Linked DNA regions of Mus musculus: all the other regions are linked to region 4. Evidence: chromatin loops called from intact Hi-C (ENCODE). Cell type or tissue: left cerebral cortex. All regions are shown on one strand.

Region 1 (2,500 bases), 110 kb before region 4:
CTCAAGTTCGGATGCAAGTGTTTGTTTACTTGCTATTATTATTACTGCTCACTCTTCTCGGCTAGCTTTACACCTCTCATCCTCCTGCTTCCGGAACCTTCCAAGTGTTGGGACTGCAGCTGTGAGCCACTCTATCTGTTTGCATAAGAATTTGAAATTGTCACAATCCCTAACATTAACACAAAAAGCTCAGAGGTTTGTTGGATCGGTATTGTTCCAGGCAATTCTAAGAGAGCTCAAATCCAGGGAATTTAAACCAGACTTTAATATCCAGAGTTCTTTGCAAGCTTCTTTAAAATTCTCCAACCATGAAAGAAAGCAACCTGAAATAGGGCTTACTATGTGATAAGCACGTGAATGCATTTGTTTAGCTTCTACAAGTGTGGACGTCACGATGTATGAAGATGATGTAGAGGGGCTCCTGAGATGGCTCAGCCAGTATCGTGCTTTCTGCACAAGCACAGGGGCCCAAGTATGGATCCTCAGCACAGACATAAAACCCAGGCCCGACTGGCATATGTCTGTGCGTAACCCCAGTGCTGGCGAGGCCATGACGGGAGGCTCTGAGCTGCTGCTGCTGCTGCTGGCAGCCAGTAGAGCTCAGTTTCTGAGCCCCGGGTTCACAGAGACCGTGCTTCGAAAAACCAGGGGTGGAGAAACAACATTGAGAACAACATTGGGCATTGACCTCTGGTCTCTACATGCTCAGGCGCGCGCACACACAAACACACACACACACACACACACACACACACACATGTATTTACACACAAGTTTAAGGAATGGAAACTTAACCACTGGGAGGTCATGACTCTTCTTTGGACCCATCCTGTGATGATGTCCACTCACACTGTCAGGCATGTCTTAGAGCTATGGGGTGAGGTATTTGGGCAAGCTTCGTCATGCCTTTTTTGCAACATTTTTTATTTATTTATTTTTTAGGTATCCTCCTCATCTGCCCTTTGCACTTCTTTTTCTCTGTCCTTCTTTAAAGTCAAAGCCTAACCTTCCCATTTAAACTCTTTCACGTTTGCCAACGTTCTTAATCTAACCATCAACCTACTTTATTATTAGTTAGTGCCGATTAAGAAATAGCTAGCCTATATCATTTACAAATAACATCTGATTTACAACATTGTACGGTTATGCCATATTGTTATTGTATTTACAGATTTAAAAAATAAAAACTTAAAGACATATAGCAATGTGCCTAAAATCAATTTGGTGCAGGCTGAAGGAAAGTAGCCAATCCCATAAAAACATCTAAGCCCCAGGAAGCAAAGCAAAATGTCTCCGAGATCAGGCGGTGGAATTTAGCTATTTAATTATTCACGTCATAGCTTTGATCATTTATCTTTGTTTTTTTAATGTCACTTCAACTTTCTCCAAGAAATTGTTCCACACAGAGGAAAAGGAAAAGGAAAAGAAAGAAAAAAAAAAAAAAAAAAAAAATCACTGTAGATTTCACGGACTACGATTGCCATCTTGTGTCCAAGAGTGGTAGTACATGGGAGGGGAAAGTTTTGTTTTGTTAATTACTGTAAACAGGAGTCAACATCTAGTCCATACATGGATTGAATTCAGCCCTCTATGTGCGACCAAAAAAAAAAAAAAAAAAAAAGGAATGTTAAACGTTAGTATTGGAGGCTTTAAAATTTTTTAAGACATGAAAAGAAGTTGAACACAGCAATTATGAATTTCGTATTAATTTCCATATATGGCTTGTTTGTTGCTGTTTTTTGTTAGTTTTTAGGTTTTTAGAACACTTTGTAGTTACCACTGAGAATTCAGCATAGAGCCTGATATCTGTTATGTGCATTGAGCAAAATTGAGGTGTTGCGTCTTTGTGGTCCGAGTGTTCCTCCCTGATACGAGGCATTTTGAAACCTTCTTGCAGGTAGATGAATGTACACATTTGATTTTACTTCTTTCTTGTCTAAGTTGTTCTCATTTCTATGTCCCTTAGAACTTTTTTTTCTTTGTTGACTTATTTAAATCCCACTGTTGCAGAAGTCAGCTGTCCATGCTGAAGAGCAGAAATCAGAGGTTTTGGATTCAAAACTACCTCAAACCATGATGTTAGAAGAGACATGAAGGCCCACGAAGAGACAAGTCCTTCTAGTCAAGAGAGTAGGTCTTACTGATCTTGATGAAAGTCCAAAGTTCCCAATCTAATCACTAACACCTTCGATTATTAGAAGTAGTATTGATTAAGAATTGCTTATCCAATATCTCTTACAAATATCCTCTTATTTACAGCATTATATGGTTACGTCAGTGTCAGTTGGACTGGGTTAATCCCTTGGCCAAGGGACCACTGCTGGGAAAGAGGAAGGCCCTAGAAGCTAGGCTCCCCAGTTGAAGGGATACATGAGATAATTATTCTTTTAATAGGATAGTGTAATTTCCTTGAGCTTATGTAGGACATTTCACATAGTAACTATATCCCTCCATATATGCAAAATCTTGGGAGCGACGTTAACATCATCGGGTTTGATTG
Region 2 (2,500 bases), 58 kb before region 4:
TGGTTCAGTCTGGGGACAAGAATTGGTGAATAAAGCTCCCCCAGACTGCAGACTAAGGTTTAGATCTTCAGAACTCAGTAAGAGCTCGTAGCTATGGCAGCTGCACTCAAGTAGGCAAAAAAGAGGAATCAGGGGAAGAAGCTAGCCAACTAGACTAGCGAGAAATGGTGAGCGTAGAGTACACACTAGATCCTGCCTAAGTGGAGAGCATTCAGAGAACATAGCCAACATCAGCCATACAGAGGGAGGGGGAGGGGGAGAAAGGGAGAGAGGGGAGAGGGGAGAGAGGGGAAAGGCAAAAAGAGGCAAACATGCATACTCAAATCTACACGTATTACACACACGGAAATAAGCAAAGACAATGTGTGGTTCAAAAGGGAATATATTCTCAACCTTCTTCCCATTTTTTCAGAACAAACTCTAGGGGATATTAAAACCTGGAAGTAGGAAAGAGCCAGAGGCTATTTCAAGTAGATTGCTTTCTAATTCCCTGCACCTCGCTCATATATGTTATTTTAAAAAGTCTTACTTAGGGTTGGAAAGGTAGTACTCAGTAGGCAAGGGTGCTTGCTGCTCTGACAGAGGAAATGAATTTAATAACTAGCGCACAGTGACTCACAATCCACCTCACAGCTGCCAGTAACTCCAGTTCCAGGGTCTCTCTCTCTCTCTCTCTCTCTCTCTCTCTCTCTCTCTCTCTCTCTCTGCCTCTGTCTCTCTCTGTCTCTCTCTGTCTCTGTCTCTCTCTGTCTCTCTCTCTCTTCTCCCTCCCCCTCTCAAGTGCGCACACACACCCAAAATAATAATAAATCTTTAAAAATTTGTATTTATAAACACACGTCCTCTAATAATTAACAAAACTAAAGCTTTGGATAAAATTAACCCTCAATCCCATTGCTTCATGTTTTAACTACTTATATACTCTGATTTCCTTAAGATACTTTAGTACAGTTAGTCAAATAATTCTCGCTGTATTTATGATTCTTTACTTCTTTGATAGAACATTAAAAGGAATTTCACTTTCACCGTTAATTGCAAGTTTAATAAGATTTGAGTACCTTGTACATCTTGTTACACATTTGAAAATAAGGTGCTACTTAAAGAAAAGAAGAAAAAGACACTCCAGGCACATCAAACTATCTAATTAGAGGGGAATAGTATTAGAACAGGACATGTGGAGGCTGCACCCACAAGCTCTTCCTTAAGTTTCAGAGCAGTAACGCAGTCTAAAATAGAGCATATAGAATGGGATTTCACTGAAGCGAGGAAGGCGGAATGATTATAAAAGCTTGTAGCTTTAAATAGAAAGAAAAAAAGAAGAATTGCAAACCTAAGTTTTAGAAAAGATAAAAATCTCGAATTTTCATCTAGCAGGACAGGAAAAGGATTTGAAAATTGTTATTTTTCTAAATCTTCTTTTTCCCTGAGCATGATGGTTAATTTTAATGGGCACCTTGACACAATCTAGAATTATCTGGTGTATGGGTCTCTGGCCATACCTGTAAGAGATTTTCTTGACTGTGTAATTTGAAAGGGGAGGATGCCCTCCCCAGATGTGATTGTACCCTGGTCCCCAGGCTGGAAGAAAAGCCGAGATGCGGTCGAGGAGCTTGCGTCTATCCCTGGTTGTCTTGAAGTGGTGGACATTATATGACAGACTTCTTCCAGCTCCAGATGGCGCGACGTCTTTGCCCTTCTAGACTGTAACCTGGAACTGTGGCCTAAAATAATAGCTTTCCCATCAAGTTGTTTGGGAGGGGGTATCTTATCACAGAAACTAAAAGAAAAACTAAGGCACTCAGTAATTGAGAATGTATTTGGTAAAAATGGGAAGAATGGATTTCAGTTTTTCTTTGTTTCCCCAAACCATTAAAGTTTCATCCTAAAAAGACCTTTAAAATCTGAGCAAATTTAATGATCAATAGTATTTCAATGAGAAATTGTTGATCATGCTTGGCTAGTGATTGAGGGTTTTTTTTTTTCCTAATTACTTGAATTTTGGTTTCACTTTTCAGATGAGATTATGCACTAAGGCAATACACCTAAAATACACCTAAATTTTAAAAAATCATAAGGTCCCTTTGTACAGAAAACAGACTCTAATATAATTCTCATTCAGTGGCAAACATATTTGAAAGAATCACCAACAAAAAATTCTTTGCCTAGGTTTCAAAATCATTTCATTCATCCATTTTCATTTTGAAGAAGAGTTGAAGTTTACTAGACATATTTCTAAAACAGATTTTACAGAGTTTAACAGAAATAGAGATGATTAAGTAAAAATTAAATGGACCCATGAGTTGGTATAGGCTTCTCAAATTTAACTTAATTGTTGAGTACTCCCCAACAAAACCCTAGATAACCATATAAATTTATGAAGGGTCCCCAGAAATAATTGTTGAGTTGCTAAGTTAATAGAATTCCAGAAATTCTAACTTACGAGGAACAGTTCAGTTGAAGGTACAGTATATATTTCCAGGAGGAACTTGAAGTAAAATCT
Region 3 (2,500 bases), 99 kb before region 4:
CAAATAAGTGTTTAAATATTTATGTGTCTCTTAAGAGAATGTCTTTTGCAGGCACAGGTGTTTCTGCTTGGTGTCCATATCAAAGCATCACACATTCTGGAACCAATAAAAGTAGGCAACCATAGACTCCTAGCCCTGCCTGTCCAAACTATGACCTTTGTGGAATTAAGAACATTCTTAGACTTTGGTCTTCTTCAAATTTTTAAAAGAAGGTTATTTTGGCTGACTATGCAACTGACAGATAAATTTTTCATTTCTGAATAAAATGAGTCAGAAGTAAATTGATAAATTAATAAATGTAAGTTTGTGTGCAGATGTCTGTGTATGAATATGGATGTGTGTATATATGCATGCTATTATCAACTTTCAAAGGATTACTAATATTTAATGGTTTGTTAGATTTTATTGTTAAAATTATTATAATCATTCAAAACTTTTTGCAAATACCTTATTGCAATCATAAGCAAGTGTAGACATTCAATGAAAATCAGTGAGATTCGGTTATACACACTTGGGTGTTTTTCAAGATAGTAATTTGGAAGACTCTTCCATTGGTGCTGTGCAGTAAGCAGAGTCAGCCAGGTTAGGACCTCAGCATAGATGGTAATGGGAATAGTACCTATTCAGAGAACTCACAGCTGTGTAGTAGTATCAAAGTAAACATACATGCAAGTTAATAACGTAGGTACAAATTAGCCAGTCAAAGCACAAACAGGAAACTACTCATATCAAATGTTATAACTGCTAGTTGTAGTGAAAGCTAAAAATGTCTACAGGGAAGAATATATGAGGCTTGTCTGTTATCAGGTTTCTTGCTTGTTCTACATTGGTCAGCTACATTTTTTTTAGCTTAGTTGAGTGTTTCGTTTAAAAGTGAAACACCATTGGAGAGAAATTTAAAATAAGAGAACTTTCATATTTAAACACTGAAAGCCAAGAATAATGCCACAAAAGACACTATTCTAATTCTGTCCAGAGAGGGAGTACATTTTTTCAGCTTGAATTCATCTGTATGTATTGTTTCTTTTCCATGTGAATGATGGATCTTTAAATATAAATTTATAAACTTAGGCTTATAAAGATCATTTAAGAGGTGCCTTTTTTCCTTCACTCTTAAGCATACAAGGGGAAAAAGAAAGAATCAAACGAAAGTTCTCCTTTAAAAAATAAAATAAAAAACACCTCCACAGTGTGGAATTTGGTTGTTCTCAAAGGATAAAATTTCTGCCAACTGGATGACAAGCTGTTTCAAGGCATAATGGGAGGCTTCTGTGGGAGTGGGGAGTGGGTTAATGCACAGAAGGCCTGTTACTGTTTGATCTTAACTACTCTCTGACATAGGAGGAATCAACAATTTAAAGCCCTACTGATCCTTCTCAACAGTCTGAAGGTTTATTCATATATGTCTAATGTAGAAAATAATATCTTGTATATTATATGGATGTATCATTTGTCAATTAAAAAGCCTATGACCTACAGCTTAGCCAGGAAATGGGCAACAGAACATCCCAGAGGAGAAAGGATACAGGGGAAAGAGCCAGGTGTGGAAGATCCACCCAGGAAGATGTGAAGAGATGGATGCATGGTACCATGATCTAGTCGGAGGAGAGTCTAGCTCTATGTCCAAGATTTTATAAATATATTTTGTGTCTGAGTCTTAATTTAGGAAGCCTGGGGCTGGGAGAAAGAGCCAGGACAAACTTCAACAGTGTAACCTAAGCATGTGATGCTAGTACTGTGATAAAAATATTTCATTTATTTCCATGTGATGCCATGGGCATGCTATGTGTGTGAGTAACCTTTATATGCCACGACATGCAAGAGCACATCAGAGGACAACTTTCCGTTGTCACTGCTCATGTTCTACAGTGTTAGGGGAAGGGTGTCCCCTGAATCACCCACCGCACTGTATGATTCACACCCACTGTATGACTTACACTAGCCTGTGAGCTTCTAGGTGGCTGTCTATGTCTCCCTCCATCTTACCACAGGGGTGCTGGGATTTCCAATACATGCCACTTTGCCCGAATTTCTACAGGTTCCAAACTGAGATTAAAAGGTTTGTACAACAAGTGATTTTTGCCTACTGAGCCAAGTTCTCAGTCACTGAAATTAGTATTTTAAAGAAAGAGTGGAATTATCTTCAGTGTCCCAATACATTATTCCTGTGGATTGCTAACATAAAAATGGTTCATCAAAATTACTAACTAAAGATAAAAGTATGCACAGGCATTAATAAGATGAACTTAAAAATATTAAGATCATAAGAAATTAGGAACTGAGGCTTACAGAATTCTATAACTAAAGATTAGAGTTCCTTTTCTCAAATTTTAGTTACTGAACCTGATAATAATCACTAAAGAGAGCTTATTACTTATTTTAAAATTAGGAAGTAAATGTTAGGGGGAGTCTAATTTATTATGAATCAAATAGCAAGTTGCAGGCCTTTTTTTTTAATGCTCTATTTATCCTTCCATGTCTTCTTTTCCCCTGTTCTCCT
Region 4 (2,500 bases):
AGATTTTAAAACTAAGACTAAATAATGAAACTCTGGGGAATTATTGTACTACCAAATTCCTGAAGTTAAAGTTGAATATCTGGCAATAGATTTAAAAAAAAACCATTGTAATAGTTTTTTCACATTAATTTTTAACTTTTTAAAAGCAGTGGTCCTGAAGATCAAATGTGTAGCTATGTGCTTCCATGCTTACTACTAGTGAGCAGTATCTCAAATCTCAGGTAATTTTTGTACTTTTGAATGGAAGAAAATGACCTTGTAAAACTCTCTCCCCTGTGGAGAATCACAAAGCTACTCTGTGAATGAGAAGTTACAGCGCTGAGGTCTCTAACTGTGGAAACGTAGCTCTGAGGTCCATTCTCAGACACGTGCTCTCCGGGTCTGTGTTCTCATAAACAGCATGTGCTCTGGAATTCTTGCAGTATCCATAAAATTCCTCACCTCCAATCATTTCACAACCTTTGTAGTCAAGGATTTAGGACCATGAATGAAGTCAAAATTTAAAATTTGTCAAACGAACATGACAAATACAAGGAAGGAATCACAAAAGAGGGTTGAAGACATCCCAAAGGAAGATTAGATGTGGTTATAAAGTACAAAGAGTTATTACAAGACTTTTTCCGAGTTATTATGATGATATAAGACCTGGTATTTCTTGGATTCTTTACCAAGCCTGCTTTTCTTGCCGTGGATTAAATTACAGTCTAACTTGTATGTGCACTGTATTATTGTATTTGTAACCCTGTGCTCATTAATCTACCCTCCCCTGGGTCTCGGTCTTACTCTGTCCCTAGTTTAGCTGGTGCAATTGAAGATATTTTACTTCCAGGTTTCTTACTTACTGTTAGGCTTTTCCTCCAATTCCGTTTACAGTAGACTATTCCACATACGGTAGTTAATCGTTTGTTTAATTTGGCAACAGGGATATTAGAATTATGCATCATCTAGGCAGTGATTCTTTCATAATGTTGTTTGCCTTATGTCTATTCATTTAGATTCTCTTCAGTAAATAAACCTTAAATCCCCAGTCTAGCAGTGACTGTCACACATTCCAGTGCATGAAATAAACACAGAATGTCAGTCCTGATGTATGTAACGAATAGTTGAGAAAAGTACAGTCCAGAAGGACTTCTAACAGCGTTCTGCTTATTTGACTTTTTTCTTCCAGCAGGTTCATGGCTTGTGAAATTCCTAGAAAGGCTTGGGTGACATAGGAAATAGCTGGAGTTCTGGGCCCGCCCAGGTTTTGGGACATTACAGGTATGGAAGGACGTTGATTGTTTTGGAGACCGTTAGACAGGAAGGTGATCTGGTATACCGTCCTATGGCTCTAGCCTCGACTGGGGGTCGGGGGGTCGCAATGTCAGAGTTTAGCAAGAGCCTTAAATGGTGCACAGTAACCTGCAGGATGGGCGGTTCTGGCCGTCCAGCCCGCGCGCTGAGAGGAGCTTAGACGGAGGGCGGGGCCCACCAGGGGGCGGGGCAGCAACACAGCCCCTCCTTCCGCTCCCGCGGGTCACAATGTAGGGTTAGGACGGGTGGGGCGGGGCAGAGCGGGGGCGGGGCAGGAGGGCGGGGCGGGGGCGGTGACCGCGGCGAGGGAGGGGCTGGAGGCGGAGTCGCGGCGGCCGGAGGACAGCGCCATTCCGGGTGGCCGCTCCCTCCGTCCGCTTGCCGCCGGCCCGCAGTGGTCCCCCCGGAGCGGTCAGGCGAAGCTGAGTGCGAACGCGTGACGCGGCCCGGCTTGATCGTGCTCTCCGTCGCCTGCGCCCATGGGCCGGGCCGCCGCGGCTCAGCGGCGCTGAGGATCGGGGCGCAGAGGACCTGAGGCGGCCGCGGTGGCGCTCTCCGGTAGCGTCTCGCCGCTTGCCCGCGGGGCCCGCGTTCGCCCGCCGCCATCGCCTTCGCGCCCGGCTGGCGGGGGCGCCGTCCTCCCGGGCCGTCCGCGTCGCTGCCCCGGGCCCGGTAGAGCGCGACAGGCGGGGCCGCCGCGGGGGCCATGACCGTGGAGCAGAATGTGCTGCAGCAGAGCGCGGCGCAGAAGGTGAGGCGCGGGCTGGTCGCCGCTCCTCGACGGGCCGCGTGGCCTCCCGGCCGGCCGGGCCACTCCGGGAGCGTCGCGCTCGGTCCCGCGGGGCTGCGTGCGGAGCGGGGTGTGCAGTAGTGAGAGGCTTCGCGTCCACTCCCTTCTGCGGATTGCTCTCCCAGAACCGACGGCGCCGCGTCCCCAGAGTGACCCCCGCATTCCTCCAGTACTCACTCTGCCAGGCTTTGTAATTAAACTTTCTTCTCCTTCGCTTCCTTTTCCAGTCCCTTTTCTTCTGCAAGAATGTCACTTGTCACCCCTTTTGGACAGTTTCTCTTTCGGAGGTCTTATTGTGCCAGGCCTGCTGTTCTGGGGAAAAAAAAACCGGACCTCCCCAAAACGAATTACCTGTCTTCCAGGGCAGGTACATCGCATCGACCCAGGGTGGAATCTGTACAAGTAGAGTGTTTGGTT

What was found. Hi-C counts contacts between places; a loop is a spot of excess contacts. Peaks named below come from ENCODE experiments on the same cell type or tissue, not always from the same donor. Only the 100,000 strongest peaks of a DNase experiment are listed, where the experiment ranks them.
Region 1: it touches region 4 in a loop (2.0-fold over the local background); 4 of 42 quality-filtered maps call a loop at or near these places.
Region 2: a loop joins it to region 4, with 2.1 times the contacts of the local background. A loop is called at or near these places in 4 of 42 quality-filtered maps.
Region 3: a loop joins it to region 4, with 2.7 times the contacts of the local background. A loop is called at or near these places in 4 of 42 quality-filtered maps.

The regions. Positions count from the first base shown.
Region 1 is chr16:76,897,831-76,900,330 of GRCm38, forward strand. No RefSeq gene overlaps it. Among named protein-coding and RNA genes, the nearest start is that of 1700041M19Rik, 110 kb to the right of the region's middle. In left cerebral cortex, CTCF peaks have their summits at 1,494 (motif pointing left) and 1,695; a DNase peak (open chromatin) is centred at 1,388.
Region 2 is chr16:76,954,495-76,956,994 of GRCm38, forward strand. No RefSeq gene overlaps it. Among named protein-coding and RNA genes, the nearest start is that of 1700041M19Rik, 55 kb to the right of the region's middle. In left cerebral cortex, no CTCF peak of the experiment used is centred here; a DNase peak (open chromatin) is centred at 1,251.
Region 3 is chr16:76,913,253-76,915,752 of GRCm38, forward strand. No RefSeq gene overlaps it. Among named protein-coding and RNA genes, the nearest start is that of 1700041M19Rik, 96 kb to the right of the region's middle. In left cerebral cortex, a CTCF peak has its summit at 1,019; DNase peaks (open chromatin) are centred at 1,257 and 1,910; H3K27ac peaks cover 847 bases.
Region 4 is chr16:77,012,097-77,014,596 of GRCm38, forward strand. It overlaps Usp25 (ubiquitin specific peptidase 25), which reads left to right and starts at 1,973. Exons shown (of 24, transcript NM_013918.2): 1 at 1,973-2,044. The coding sequence starts at 2,000. In left cerebral cortex, a CTCF peak has its summit at 1,460 (motif pointing right); DNase peaks (open chromatin) are centred at 1,543 and 2,208; H3K4me3 peaks cover 1,355 bases; H3K27ac peaks cover 868 bases.